2 separate regions of the Homo sapiens genome follow, and region 1 is linked to region 2. Evidence: chromatin loops called from intact Hi-C (ENCODE). Cell type or tissue: MCF 10A. All regions are shown on one strand.

What was found. Hi-C counts contacts between places; a loop is a spot of excess contacts. Peaks named below come from ENCODE experiments on the same cell type or tissue, not always from the same donor. Only the 100,000 strongest peaks of a DNase experiment are listed, where the experiment ranks them.
Region 1: a loop joins it to region 2, with 2.5 times the contacts of the local background. A loop is called at or near these places in 6 of 110 quality-filtered maps.

Annotation. Positions count from the first base shown.
Region 1 is chr18:7,919,042-7,927,041 of GRCh38, forward strand. It overlaps PTPRM (protein tyrosine phosphatase receptor type M), which reads left to right. Exons shown (of 33, transcript NM_001105244.2): 5 at 7,527-7,642. Among named protein-coding and RNA genes, the nearest start is that of PTPRM, 360 kb to the left of the region's middle. In MCF 10A, a CTCF peak has its summit at 7,686; DNase peaks (open chromatin) are centred at 2,430, 3,410 and 7,680.
Region 2 is chr18:7,867,948-7,875,947 of GRCh38, forward strand. All of the region lies in intron 2 of PTPRM (protein tyrosine phosphatase receptor type M), which reads left to right. Among named protein-coding and RNA genes, the nearest start is that of PTPRM, 300 kb to the left of the region's middle. In MCF 10A, a CTCF peak has its summit at 4,717 (motif pointing right); DNase peaks (open chromatin) are centred at 3,164, 3,844 and 4,764.

The DNA of each region.
Region 1 (8,000 bases), 51 kb after region 2:
AAGAGACTGTCCTTTCTTCGTTGTATACTCTTAGCACCTTTGTCAAAGACAAGTTGGCTACAAATGCGTAGATTTATTACTGGGTTCTCTGTTCTGTTGCATTGATCTATGTGTCTGTTTTTATGCTGGTACCATGCTGTTTTGGTTACTAAAGCTTTATACTACATTTTGAAATCAGGTAGTATATGATGCCTCCAGCTTTTTTCTTTTTGCTCAGGCTTGCTTTGGCTATTTGGAATATTTTCTGGTTCCATATAAATTTTAGCATTATATTTTCTATTTCTGTTAAGAATGGCATTGATATTTTGATAGGGATTCCATTGAATTTGTAATTTTTGAGTAGTATTGTCATTTTAAAAATTATTGAAACAAATCATAACAGAAATACAACATACCTAAACCTATGGGATTTTCCTCTTAATTTCTTCGATTGGTTGTTCACTAGCATGTTTTTAAATTTCCACGTATTTGCGTATTTACTGAGGTTCCTTTTGTTACTGATTTCTAGTTTTATTCCATTGAGGTCAGAAAAGATACTTCATATTATTTCTACTTTTTTAAATTTGTTGAGACCTGTTTTCTGGCCTAAGATATGTTCTGTTCTGGATAATTTTGTATGTACTAATGAAAAGAAAGTGTATTCCATAGCATTTGGGTGAAATGTTCTATAGACGTCAGTTATGACTATTTGGTGTAGCGTGTAGTTTAACTTTAATGTTTCTTTGTTGACTTTCTGTCTGAATGATTGGTCTGTTGATGTTCCCTGCTATGACTGTATTACAGTTTATCTCTCTCTTTAGATCTATGTTTGCTTTATATACTTGGGAGCTCTGGTGTTGGGTGTATAATATTTATAATTGTTTTATCCTCTTAACCAATCCCTTTATCATTATATAATTACCATTTTTGTTTTTACAGTCTTTGATTTGCACCCTATTTTATCTGAAATAAACATAGATACTCCTCCTCTTTTTTTGTTTTCCAGTTAGATGGAGTATCTTTTTCTACCCACTTCACTTTGTCTTACCTATGTGAGTGCCTTTATAGTTGAGGTGGATTTCTTGTAGGAAGAATTTAATTGTGTCTTGGTTTTTTATATGTTCAGCCTCTCTATGCCTTTTAATTGGATAATTTGCTCCATTTACATTCAATGTCATTATTAAGTAAAGACTTACTACTGCCATTTTGTTGCTTAATTTCTGGTTGTTTTGTAGCTCTTCTCTTTCTTCCTTTCTTACTACTTTGTAGTTAAATGATTTTCTCTGGTCACGTGTTTTAATTTGTTGTTTTTCATATGTAATGAATCTATTATAGGTTTTTGCATTGTTGTTACAATTAGGCTTATAAAACATATCTTATAGATATAAGTTATCTTAAAGAGATGACAACTTATCTTTGATGACAAATAAAAGGACAGAAAAATGAAAAAAATGCTTTTATGCTTTAACTCCATCCCCCTCACATTTTGAATTTATGTTGTTTCAGTTTGCGTGTTTTTATACGGCCTATCTCTTAACAGGTTACCATACCTATTACTGTTTTTGATAGATTTGTCTTTTGGGCTTCACAATACTTACGAATAGATTGCACACCACAGCTGCAGTGTTAGAATATTCTGGATTTGTCTGTATATTAATATTATCCGTGGGTTTTATATACTTTTACATGTTTTCTTGTTGCACATTAGTGTTTTTTTCCTTTCAGATTGAAGAATTCCCTTTAGCCTTTCTTGTAAGATAGATCTAATAGTGATGAATTTTCTCAACTTTTGTTTGTCTGGGAAAGACTTTATCTGACCTTTATTTTTCTGTGGATAGCTTTAGTGGCTGCAGTATTCTTGGATGGCAATTTAAAAAAAATTTCCACACTTTGAAAATGTCTTCTTATACACTCCTGTTTTCATTGAGTTCTGTTGCCATATGAACCCTGATTCCTTTATATGTTATTTGCTTCTTTTCTCTTGCTACTTTTAGGATACTCTCTTTGTCTTTGACCTTTGAGAGTCTAATCATTATATCTTTTGGGGTAGCCTTATTTGAGTTGAATCTGTTTGGTGTTCTCTGAACTTTCTGTCCCTGGATATTTATCTCTTTCATGTTTTGGAAAGTTTTCTGTAATAGGTAAGCTTTTTGCCCCTTGCTGTTGCTCAACTACCTCTTGAGCACCAATAATTCTTAAATTTGATATTTTGAGGTATTTTTCAGTATTTTGTAGATAATCTTTTTCCTTTTCATTTTTTTCTTTTTGCCTCTCTGGCTGTAAATTTTCAAATAGCTGTCTTCAAATTCACTGATTGTTTCCTCTGCTTGACCCATTCTGTTGTTAAGAGCCTCTAATGAATTTTTTTTTTTTTTTTTGAGACAGAGTCTTGCTCTGTCGCCCAGGCTGGAGTGCAGTGGCGCAACCTTGGCTCACTGCAAGCTTTGCCTCCCGGGTACATGCCATTCTCCTGCCTCAGCCTCCTGAGTAGCCGGGACTACAGGCGCCTGCCACCACGCCCATCTAATTTTTTGTATTTTTAATAGAGACAGGGTTTCACTGTGTTAGCCAGGATGGTCTCTAACTCCTGGCCTCATGATCTGCCCTCCTCGGCCTCTCAAAGTGCTGGGATTACAGGCGTGAGCCACCGCACCCGGCCTCTAATGAATTTTTTAATTCAGCAAATGTATTTCTTAGTTTCAAGATTTCTGTTTTTTTTTGTTTGTTTGTTTCTCTGATAAGTTTCTGAATTGCTTTTCTGTGGCTTCTTAGAGATCAGTGAATTTCCTTAAAATGGCTATTTTGAGTTTTTGGTTATAAAGTTTACATATCACCATCTTGTTCAAGTCAGTCACTGGTTCCTTGCTTTGTCCATTTGTAGAAGCTGTGGTTCCTCATTTGTTTTTGTTTCTTGTGGATGTATGTCTATGTCTTTGCATTGAAGGGTTGGTTATTTATTCCAGTCTTCCCAGTCTGGCTTGTTTTGTTTTTTATTGGACATTTTTGCTTAGAGCTTCTTTGTAATTTACCTGTTGATTTCCCTTTTTTTCCTCTGCTAGGTTACTGCCTAATTTTTGGCACTAGATGACACCTTAAGCCAAAGTTTGCCTCAGTTATGGTAAACAATGAGAGTGCTACTTTCCCTGAATTTGAGAGGTCCCAAAAGGGATATACCAGTAGTGTGGGAAGGCTGGCTAAGGGTTTGTGCAGAAAGGATGAACAATTCTCCTACAGTGAGGTGCTGCTTAACAGCCACTCTGATTTGGCATCCCTTTGGCCAAGTTACAGAGAAAGTTTCTAATGCTGGGGTGGCAGTCCTGCTGCCCCGTACCTTTTTCTCTGTCCTTAGGGATATTTCTCCCTTCAGGCACTTTCGATGTTTCCATTGGGTTGGGGAAGGGACAGATTTCCTGCCAGGCAATCCACAATAGTGGGGAAATTGTTTACCCACTTTGACCTCATTTTTTCCAATGTAGAAATTATGAGTCAGAGGAAATTTTCCGGTTACTTTCTGCTGGGCAGATTGGGGGTTGGGGTTTCACAGATATTGAAGTCTGGTTTTCTTCCCTCTGCTCAGAAATTTTTCATGTCTCTGGCTCCTGGAATAGTCTCATCCTCATATTTGAGTTCTTGGGTATTGCTGGTGATAATCTCTGTGCTGTATATTTATTTATTTTTTGTGGGAGTGAGTGAAGCCAACTTGCTTCTATGCCACCATTTCAGAACTGGCAAAAATGCATGTATTTTTTAATTAGTAATTTCTAATAGTTTAACTTATAAAAAAAAGGTTTTAATTATGAAAACTTTTATCTTAGCATTATATGTAGTGGAAACAAACCTCAGTGTTCAATAATGGGGGATGTTTCCGTAAACTTGTTTATGTATGATATGTATTAGGGTTTCTTAACCTTGGTGCTATTGAGATTTTGGCACCCGCTAATTTTTTGTTGTGGGGGCTATCCTGCACATTTTAGCAGTGTCTCTAGCCTCTGCTTTCTGGGTGCCAATAGCACTGCCTTTTAGTAGCATAATTCTGCTGCGAGACACCAGGAGTCATTACTGAAAATATTTAACAACCCTTCAGCACAGGCTCAGAACTGACCAGCTTAACTGAGCGGGGTAAAATTTAGAATAGTGGCCGCAAGTGCAATACCCCTTTAACCCAAGTTATCCTGAGAAATGGCTACATACCCAGACACCTTGTGTTAGAGACCTAGCTTGCTGTAGTAACCTGTAGCTGGGGGAGAGCAGGATTAGGTGTCTGGGAAATCCACTGGAGAGACCAGCACCAGGGAGAGAACCTGTTGTTCTGAGTGTGCCAGATAACTTCAGCCTTTAACACTCCACAGGGAGATGGAAGGCGGCGGGGGTTGGTCAACATGTGGAATGAGGCTTCAAGGCATTGTCCTGAGATATTATTGGAAGGAAAACTTTTCCTTTTCTGATTTGGGTCCAGTGGTTGGGGACCTGCAGATTAACTGACAAGAGACAGATTAATTGAAGAAAAGACAAAGTTTATTTTCACAGGACAGAGTTCCCAGCAATGGAAAACCCACTAAATAACCAGAGATAAAGGTTTATATTCCAAATTTAACAAAAGATTGGGGAGTGGTTTTAGGGCTTCAGTGGGAAAATGTAGAAAGTTCTATCAGGCTTTTTGATGGTAATGGCAACAGGCAGTTTGTCTACCTGGGAGCTGAATTAGACAACTCCCTTACAGGGGAGTTAATGGCAACTATTTTTTCTGGGAAAGCTCTGTTTTAGTCAACTACTTGAAGTTCAGATAAGATTTCTTTCTGCATCTTCTTTTGCTCAAATGTTTTCACTTTAAAATAATCTGTATACCAACTCTGGGGATCTGAATGGGTCCCCGTATTTTCCCTATGTAGAAGTTCCTTCAAAAAAAGAAAGTGGGTTGATTGCTGCGCAGAGACATTTGTGTTATAAATTGCAAGGTAAGAGATCTATAAAAGAGAGCGAATTTAGATTAGAACAAGGAAACAAAAAGAAACCAAAGAATAATGGTTGGAGCAAACTATAAACTCAGATTCTGAGTCCAGAAGGCAGCCAGTTGTGATTTCCGGGTGTTGGATTTGAAGCGTCTTCAGTGATGATAGTAGTGTCACAGCCACGGTTACTCCCTGGAGCAGAATGTGGAAGAGGCAGGTATTCCAGTGGGCTTTCTGAGTGGCCCACACAGTGGTGGTGATTAATCTTTTGAAGTTTTATCAAGTCATCCAGCTTCAGCTTGCACAGCTTTGGGAGTATGCTTAGAATTATTTCATTGGGGAATTTTTTTTAATGTTTCCAGTTAATGACACATGTACTAAAATAGATTTATTAGAAGAAATTTGTTTAAATTTCCTTGACAAGAAACAGCTTTTGGCTTCTAATATATTCCTATTAATTGAGTTAAATCTTAAAATTCTTAGTGAACTCTATTCATGTTGGGGACTTGTGGTGTAGGTAAACCTAAAATTATAATGATTATAAAGTTTTTTATATGGTAACATTTCATTAGTATCAGATGAGAGTGAGAGAGTAGAATTCTACAGAAATTGAAATCTAAAATGAACAGTCTTTAAGGATAGGTGTGTGGTTTTAATAATTGTAAGTAATATGAATTTAATGATGATAATGAGTATCTGGTGTGTGTGAGGCAATAACATCAAGTTCTGTTGCATCAAGTGCTGTGGCCGTTGTGATATGAGAAGGCCTAACCACAAGGTGAGCGAATCTACAGAAGCTTCATGGAAGGAACAGCATTTGAGAAATGCCTTGAAAATTCCCGCAGGCAGACCCAGGGGAGCCACTGCAAGTGGGATGAAGAGATAAGGAAAGGCACAGATGGTGGGAAGACTGGGGAGAGGCACTGTGGCTTCGTAAACCGAGCCTGGTGTTTGGAACTGGATATACTGGAGTTTGTTCTTTTTCTTACACTTACTAGCCAAGTACCCATAAGTGTTCCCCATCTTGGAAATGGAGAAAATATCTCCCTCACAGAACATTTGTGAGTACTCAATGGAAAAGTTTCTGGCACATAAGTACCCAATAAAGGTTACCTTGTTCCATTTTCTAAAAACAATGGGTCTTTGACTTTTTCAGGAACAAAGACTAAAAGAGAAATTCATTTAGGGACTTTTTACAGAGATCTTTTAAAAACACATAATTATGTTATTCTTGAGCAAGGGGTAATTTGATTAAGTCAGTGAAAAGCAGAGATCATAGAGTTGTATGTTAATATATTAGTATTAAGAAACAATGGTCCATGGTTATATTGCTTTGTTGGAAGTTATTTAGAACATTTTGCATGCTGAGCATCATGAATACTTTGTCTGAATTATTAGTGGCCTCCAAATTAATAATGGGGCTTTCCTGTGTGTTTTTGACATTAAATTAAGTTTTTCTTTGTTCTTTGTTCTGAAGTAGTAACTCAACTTCCATTCCTAATTACGTTCTGCCCAGGCTAATATGAGCACTAGTTTGTAATCTTTTGCTACCCAGTAGTGGGGCACCCTTTTTTGAAGCTGCCTAGACATGGCTAAAGACACATTTGCAGTGGGGAAAAGCTGGCAAGGCGTGACAGATGCATTCTGGTTATTATCCAGATTTATCTGTCTCTCCCAGAAAGTATGATCATCCCCTTTGCTTCCCACCTCTTCTGTGGGAAGCACTCTGCTGTGCCCACCCTTCCCGCTTTGTTACTCTTTCACTCTATCATTGTTATAATAAGGAAATGTTTTCCTAAAAGTAGAATTTTCATAAAATTTAAGTCCTGACTTACCGTCCTGGTTCCTGGACACCTGTTTTCAGTGTGATGCAGAAATTGGCCTGTGCTTCTCATACCAAATAGAATAATCCTTTATTTAAACAGCTGTCCCATATGGACAATGTACATTACGAGACAATGGTGTTCACCATTTGGAATCCTTCTTTGTTCTTGAATTAGAAATAAGAATCAGCAAACATTGCCATGCTATGGCAGTCTCAGCATCATTTCACAGAGTGTGTCTAAAGGAGTAGTATTTTTGGTAGCTGAAAAATATTACATAAGTAATGCTGCATACCAGTTAGTTGTATTAAAATATATATTATGTACAGCTGTGTACTTGGCTTGAAAAGCTTCCTTGACAACATCATTTAACTTCTTACTGTTCTTTTCATGTTGCTGGTATAAATATCTAATATGTTTTTGTTCAAAACATCAATTAGGTTTCAGTATAATCTTTATTAATACAGATCTGTTATTACAAGAAGACTGCCGAGCTATGATAATTTGCACAGCAGGAACAATAAAATATCTCCTTTCTGTTTCATTCTATTCCAGAATGCTTGGCTTTTTGTTATTCTTTTACACAACATACTAAAACCTTTTATGATTTTTTAAAAATTATAGTTAAATCTTTAAAGCTTATATAAGCAAAAGCATTATTTTTTTCCCAAGGTGAACAAAATTGAAAGGCCAAAAATTTCAGATAGATTGAAGAAGACATATATTAGTTACAAATCTCCACTTTTAATATCTTTCATTCTTTTTCTTTATGTAGCCAGGACTCCTCACTTCCTGCGGATTCAGAATGTGGAAGTTAATGCTGGCCAGTTTGCTACCTTCCAGTGCAGTGCCATCGGCAGGACCGTGGCAGGAGACAGGCTCTGGTTACAGGTACAGTAACTCATTTTCATCAGTTGATGAGAGTCCAGCGGGAAGAATACACTCCCCCTGGAGGAGGAACCCAGAGAAACAGACTCAGGTCCTAGTGTAAGAGTTTCCTTCTTTGTTAATAAGTAGCCAGATTACTTAGTAATCTATAAAAGCTAATTATTTTTGTTTAAACACCTTTTGTGAATTTCTTTTTTTTTTCCTTTGCTTATGCTTAGTCATCTTGCTTGGAAGATCTGATTGTCAAATTACTTATATGGCAGTTTATTAAATTACAAAATATAGCACTCTTCTCCTAAGTCTTCCTCTTGAGAAAAATCTAAAGAGTCTCTTTCTCTCTCTCTCTCTCTCTTACACACAT
Region 2 (8,000 bases):
TCTTCAATGCCTGATATCCTCTCTTCCGCTTGATTGATTTGGCTATTGATACTTGTGTATGCTTCACGAAGTTCTCGTGCTGTGTTTTTCAGCTCCATCAGGTCATTTATGTTCTTCTCTAAACTGGTTATTCTAGTTATCAATTCATCTAACCTTTTTTCAAAGTACTTAGCTTCCTTGACTTGCATTAGGACATGCTCCTTTAGCTCGGAGGAGTTCGTTATTACCCACCTTCTGAAGCCTACTGTCAATTTGTCAAACTCATTGTCTGTCGAAGTTTTGTTCCCCACTGGTGAGGAGTTGTGATCCTTTGGAGGAGAAAAGGCATTCTGGTTTTTGCAATTTCAGCCTCTTTGCTCTGGTTTCTCCCCATCTTCGTTGGTTTATCTACCTTTGGTCTTTGATGTTGGTTGGCCTTTGTATGGGTTTTTGGTGTGGATGTCCTTTTTGTTGATGTTTATACTATTCCTTTCTGTTTGTTAGTTTTCCTTCTAACATTCGGACCCCTCTGCTGCAGGTCTGCTGGAGTTTACTGGAGGTCCACTTTGGACTCTGTTTGCCTGGGTGTCACCAGTGGAGGCTGCAGAACAGCAAAGATTGCTGCCTCTTCCTTCCTCTGGAAGCTTCATCCCAGAGGGGCACCTACCAGATACCAGCTGGAGCTCTCCTATGTGAGGTGTCTGTCAACCCCTGCTGGGAGGTGTCTCCCCATCATGAGGCACAGGGGTCAGGGACCCACTTGAAGAGGTAGTCTGTCCCTTAGCAGAGCTTGAGCTCTGTGCTGGGAGATCCACTGCTCTCTTCAGAGCTGACAGGCAGAAACGTTTAAGTCTGCTGAAGCTGCGCCCACAGCCACCCCTTCCTCCAGGTGCTCTGTCCCAGGGAGATGGGAGTTTTACCTATAAGCCCCTGCCTGGGACCGCTGCCTTTCTTTCAGAGATGTCCTGCCCAGAGAGGAGGAAGCTAGAGAGGCAGTCTGGCTACAGCAGCTTTGCAGAGCTGTGGTGGGCTTCACCCCGTTCGAACTTCCCAGTGTCTTTGTTTATGTTGTGAGGGGAAAACTGCCTACTCAAGTCCAGTAATGGCAGACACCCCTCGCCCAGCAAGCTGGAGCATCCCAGGTTGACTTCAGACTGCTGTGCTGGCAGTGAGAATTTGAAGCCAGTGGATCTTAGCTTGCTGGGCTCCGTGGAGGTGGGATCTGCTGAGCTAGACTACTTGGCTTCCTGGCTTCAGCCCCCTTTCCAGGGGAGTGAACAGTTCTGTCTTACTGTCTTTCCAGGTGCCACTGGGGTATGAAACAAAACTCCTGCAGCTAGCTCAGTGTCTGCCCAAACAGCTGCCCAATTTTGTGCTTGAAACCCAGGGCCCTGGTGGCACAGGCACCGGGGGGAATCTCCTAGTCTGTGGGTTGCAAAGACTGTGGGAAAAGCGTAATATCTGAGCTGGAGTGCACCATTCCTTATGGCACAGTGCCTCATGGCTTCCCTTGGCTAGGGGAGAGAAGTTCCTTGACCCCTTGCGCTTCCCGGGAGGCAATGCCCCACCCTGCTTCTGCTCTCCCTCCATGGGCTGCACCCACTGTCTAACCAGTCCCAATGTGATGAGCTGGGTACCTCAGTTGGAAATGCAGAAATCACCCGCCTTCTGTGTTGATCTCGCTGGAAGCTGCAGACCGGAGTTGTTCCTGTTCGGCCATCTTGCCAGCCATCGATCAGTTTTTTAGATTTTTAAGCTTCCCAAGGAAAGCAATGATCTTTTCTTCCTGAAGTGGCCAGTAAGTGGCCATTATTTAACTGATGGCTTTTTGAAGAGTGCTGATTTTTCTGAGGATATTCTAATGCAAGTAATTATTAGATGCTTTCTGTGGGGCGTGGATATCAGCTCACTTGATGTCTGACCACATGATGTTGCTCTTCTGTAGCTCCTAACTGGCATATGCATCAGGAGTATCCTCAAGGCTAAGAGCCCCAGTGTCTTCCCTTAGGCTAGAGATTGGGCCATATGCAAGTTAATCTTTGTAATCTTATGAAAGCTCATGGTTCTGAAATGAAAAGTAAAACTGAAGTTGAAATTGCACAGTGGCATGGTGGACTTTGTCTTCAGGAGATGAAGTCGGTTTAGAGAGCTGAATTTTCAAGATGGCTGACAACTGGCTGCACTATGGTATCAGGAAATTTTACTGCTTTTAGGTGAATATCACTCTAAGCTTTATCAGGCACCTTTTTGCCTTACTCAACATAAATTAACATGTTTGTGGTAAGTTAAGGCCATGTTGAAAAACATAAATGTTTTTCTGCAGATTTGCTAAAGAGTAGTGGCTTACTTATGCTCCTAACTACCCCTGGCTGCTGTGCTGCAACTTGGCATGACTGTATTTTATATTTTATTATGTCTTCCCTTTTGGCAACTCAGTTTTCTCATTGTTGCTTGGGTGTCTGCTTTAGCAGTCTTTCTTTCCTGTGAATTTCTGAAGGTGTAGATACCAGATAACATAATTTTTGTGCATATGGTTGAGTACAGGCTGTGAGTCAACTGAATAAATGCATGGATTTGACGACATCTGTTTTGGCTGCTCAGAGGTTTTGTTTTGGTATATGTACTCTCTAGTACTTAATTTTCTGTGTAACTGAAAGATACCTTAACTCTAAATTGATGGTACCCCATCCCCTCCTCTCTTCATTACACTGCCTACCAATCAATAAAAAATCTGATAGACAATTTTAAATATTAAATCACCTGAATATTTTTTATTTGAAATATAAAATCACTGAAGATTTTTTTTCCTCAACGATTTAAAAATATTCTTTGCCTTTAGTTCAGCTTTCTCCTCTGGGCCTGGCTGTAGACTCTATGGAAGTAATTCTGCCTAATAAAAAGGTTTAGAGATGTTGTCTAAAACACTTTAGAAAAGAACCGTCTCTCTGGCAGTTAACTCTCATGGGGATAAAGTAGCTTTCAAACTCCAACAATAATGGTTAGTTTTGACGTATCTGACCTGTTTGTGTGCAAAGTGGGAGTTCGCCTCCCTGGAATGCCACTTAAGGCAGCAATGCAGCTCTTGAAAGAAGTTTTATAAAAGCAAAACACCAAGCTGTAAAGGACAAGGCATTTTAATGTGAACTGCTATTACTTTCGCAAGAGCCCAGTTGCTTTCCTAGAAAGCCATAATGTGATTCCCAACAATAACTGTGGACATGCTGTTCCTCCTGTGGTTAAATCACATCTTGATTTCAGCTGTGGAGCACTGATTAATCCTTCTAAAGTTTGGACAATGAATGAAGTGAATGAAGTTTGGACAGTGAATAAAGTATCTTCCTCTACCCTCCAAGGTATTGATGGTCACTATTTGCATTTGTGTGTGCTCTACAGTTTCTCAGTGACAGTCCAGTTCAGTTCTTAATTTACCCTGATGATGATCCTAAACTTGCGTTAGCCATTGTTTTCTGCGGTGCCATTCTGTCACTTTGGCATTTGAATATGTCTGACATAGCAATTACAACTTCGTGTTTTAATTACTTAATTACACAGTTGCTTACTCTGTTAGACTGGAAGCTTCTGAGGGGCCGTGGACATGTCTTTTTCATGCCCAATGTCAGTGTCTGTTCACTGTAACAGGCTCACAAATGTTTGTGGAATGAACAAATGTTGAATCCCCAGCCTGTTCTCCATCTGTGGCCTGTCTTAATGCCTCATCCTGGAGGACTCAGCTCAGAGTTCCCTTTCTCTAAAGAGCTGTCACTAGCACCCCACCTCCCTGAGCTAGCTTCAGTGCCACTTTTGTGTGTGCCCTCAGTGAATGTTGAACGAGGGAGGTGTTCACACCATTGCAACATCACTGTCTTCCTGCCACACCTGACTTAAGAATGGGGCTTGAGTTATTATACTCAACTTTGAATCAGTGGTGCTTACGACAGTGCCTGGGCAGTGATTACTCAATACATATACACAGTACATTTTAAAGTTTGCTGTTTCTTTTTAGAATAATTGTGTAAATGATAAAGAAGAAAAAATTAAAGAAAAAGTGTTTCTGCCAATGAGATACATAAAAGGATTTAAAATGCCTCTGTTGTTATTTTTTGTTCATAGTGCATTGTGGTAGTTAATTCAACTAATTGAGTGCCAGGCATATCTCAGATTATCCGTCATTGGTGATATAGATGTATCAAATTACTGTTTCTGCTTTTTTGTCAGATAAAATTCAGTTGTCAGCATAAACTGGAATCATGTAAGTGGTGTAAAAGAACCACCGTTCTTTCACATATTTTAGGCTAAGAATCATTTTGGACACCATCAGCTCCCCAGCCTCTCAGTATCCATTCAGACAAACAATCCTTTGATTGTAACTCAAGATATCCCATTTATCCTTCCCACTTCCTCATATCACTGCCTTAGATTACCATTGGTCTACTATTCCCACCTAATATTTTCTCTTCATGTTATTATAAAATTATATTATTGTGCAGTTATTATTCATATTATTTTGCTATTCTACCCAGTGTGTTTATGGGTACCTGGTTTGTTTTTTTTACCCGGATTGAAAACGATTACTTGAAAGAGTTATTTACAAAAATACTGGTTAAATGAAAGAAAAATTAGCCTTGAATAAAAATACCCAAGATAATCAGTGGTATTACTTCTTGTACATTTCTTCCCATTTCCTTGTCGGCAACAATAAAAGTGCCATTTATACAGGAGTGAATGTTGGAAGTGATTCACGTGGCATCTCTTGACAGACCTGTGGAGGGCACTCTGTGGAGGCAGAAGATGAAGAGCACTTAGTATCGAGTGCCTCTGTGAGTCATCACAGATATGCTTCTGACCTTCAGACCATTTTGGCACTTAATAGATAATGTTTGTCTTCTCTTGGGTTGTGTAAGCTCAGAGAATTGGTCATCTGTTTTGAATAATTTGATCTTAAATAACATTTTTAAGTAAAGCCACATGAGTGTTATTATATCATTTTATTGCATTAGGAAGCAACAAGAATAAAAATATCCTCTGGGCTTCTGAAGAGATCCAGGGGTTTATTTAATTGTTTATATTATATTAAATGTCTTACTTAAAATTCATGTTTTTCAATGAATGTTGGTAGTTTTTAAATGATAGATTTTATTTTCATCTCCTTATCTTGCATTCTGTCACTAATTCTTTTGTTTCCTTGAGAAGAAATAATAGAATTAGTTTTGGTTCCATACTGTCATCATAAGCATAGTGAGTTTTAACTTTTATTTTTAAATAAGAGAATAGCTCATGTAATTTGAGAATCGATTAATTTTACTTTTTAAGACTTATAATTCAAAGCTGAAGATGACCCTAATAGCTTCTAATGCACTTTTTTTTGTTCTCTTTTTAATTTTCTCCAGAGAGCATATGCCACCAATATTTGGTTATCTGACTCTGAGATGTGCTATGAAACCTTGATTATATGTTAGACTAAATCATCAGCTCCAGAATCTGACTGACTGGATTACAATCTGCTTTTCTGTGTGACCTTAGGGAAGTTTTTTTAAACCCTCCTGGTTATAAAATGACAATACTTCTCTCAATGGTTACCGAAGGGACCAAATGACATAAAGTGCTTAGCAGAGTGGCTGGCACATAGCTAGCACTCAGTACAGGTTCGGTAACAACAAGAGCAACAGTAACACCACCACCACCAAAAGGAGGGAGTGGGGGAAGTCAAGATGATTGCTTGTGCTTAGAACAGAGGATGCCAAGAGACTTCTTTTCTTTTGGGCTGGAAGCTGCTTTCACATTAGCCAGTCTTCTTTTCTTTGAAGTAACAGGGCCACTTTATATAACTTTATATAACTTTATATAAACCACTGACCATGATCATTAATAAATTAAAAAATACTATTTTCATGTCTGGAGCAGTTGCTTAGTATTTATATTCAATAAATCAAAACCCTGGAAGATTAAAAATACATATACCTTTTGGCTAGAAATCTGACTTGTAGGACTCTCTTCTGTAGAAATGAAGACCATTCACATGGCTCTTTATTGGATGTTCTTTGTCGTAGCAGGTGTCGAAAGTGTAAATTTGGGTCTCTGTGTCCTTATTGGCCTGAAGAGTTGTCAACATTATATTATTGGTAAAGGATCAGAACAAGCTGCAGAGGAATGTGTCAGCTTATTATTCTTTGAATAAAGTAGGAAAAGTTTTAAAAAAAAAAATCCCTTCGTATATGTGTCTGTATGTTTATTTGTATATAAAGAAGTATCCTGAGGGAAACATACTATTGTCTAAATGGGATAAGTTTGTGGTCAGTTAAGTGAAAGTTAGGAAGAAATGTTTAATTTTTCCTTTGAAATCTATTTTTTGACATTTTATAAAGGCATATGCAATTTTTGTTAATGTTTTTAATGAAAAGTTAAAATGGGGAAAGAACGAACTGGGTCTCTATGTAAACAAAACAGTTTGCAAGGATATCTAGAATTTAGCTATCTTGTTTTTATATTCTGAGAGCTGATATAAAGAATTTTCCCTAATATACAGTTATTTCCCTGGAAAGCTGATCGATCATTCATCATCAAGTGAGGACATTTCAAATGAAGCTTTTAAAAAATGAAATTTTTAAAGTGGTTATGCTAGAGGCAAAAAAAAAAGAGAGAGAGAAACACCTCTTTAGACCTCTATGAAAAACGAGTTTTAAAACCTAAGGTTTTAATAGAAATGTAATAAGTTATACTGGGTTCTGAATTAACAACAACAAAACCTGAAAACGAAATAGTGTACTCAGTAAAAATAACTTTCCACCCAGCCAAGCTTAGAGATACAGTGATAGAAATATATGTGTATAAATCTGTTTCTAGACCACCTACCTAAGGGAATAAATCAAGATGCACTGAGTTCAGTTATTTTAATTATCCTATAGCTCCCACAGAAAGGAGCTGAGGAGCTGAAAACACTAGGAGAAACAGAAAACCAAAAGCTTCCTTCAGAAATTCTTCACAAATGGCCTGGCGCAGTGGCTCATGCCTGTAATCCCAGCACTTTGGGAGTCCGCGGCGGGCGGATCACTTGAGGCCAGGAGTTCGAGATCAGCCTGGCCAACATGGTGAAACCCCGTCTCTACTAAAAATAAAAAATAAGTTAGCTGGGCTTGGTGGCAGGTGCCTGTAATCCCAGCTATTGGAGAGGCTGAAGCAGGAGAATCACCTGAACCCAGGAGGCAGAGGTTGCAGTGAACTGAGATCGTGCCACTGCACTCCAGCCTGGGTGACAGAACGGGTCTGTCTCAAGAAAAAGAAAAAAAAAGAAATTCTTTACAAATGATAAGTGACATATCCCACAGTGGGTAAATTGTTCACTGTATTATGGTGTATCCTAGGATACTATGCGTATCAGTGAAACATTCTTGGTAACGTGCACCATTTTTTTTTTTTTTGAGAAGGAGTCTCCCTCTATTGCCCAGGCTGGAGTGCAGTAGCACAGTCTCAGCTCACTGCAACCTCTGTCTCCTGGGTTCAAGCGATTCTCCTGCCTCAGCCTCCCGAGTAGCTGGAACTACAGGCGTGCACCACCATGCCTGGCTAGTTTTTTTGTATTTTTAGCAGAGACGGGGTTTCACCATATTGGCCAGGCTGGTCTCAAACTCCTGACCTCGTGATCTGCCTGCCTCGACTTCCCAAAGTGCTGGGATTACCGGCGTGAGCCTCTGTGCCCGGCCAACATGCACCATTCTTGCCAAAGACCTGAACTTTACCATCTTTACTCTTTTTTCAGCAAATTTGTTTGTAAAAACCATTTCCTCCCTGCCTCTTCCTTTCTCTCTATCCCGGTCACTCTCCCTGTATATTTGTATGTGTGTATATACCTGTAATAAAGTCATGCATTGCTTGATGACAAGGATGCATTCTGAGAAATGTATCGTCAGGCGATTTTTTTTCATTATGCGAACATGATAGAGTGCACTTACACAAATCGAGATGGTAGAGCCTACAGCACACCTAGGCTATGTGGTATGGCCTATTGCTCCTAGACTACAAACTGT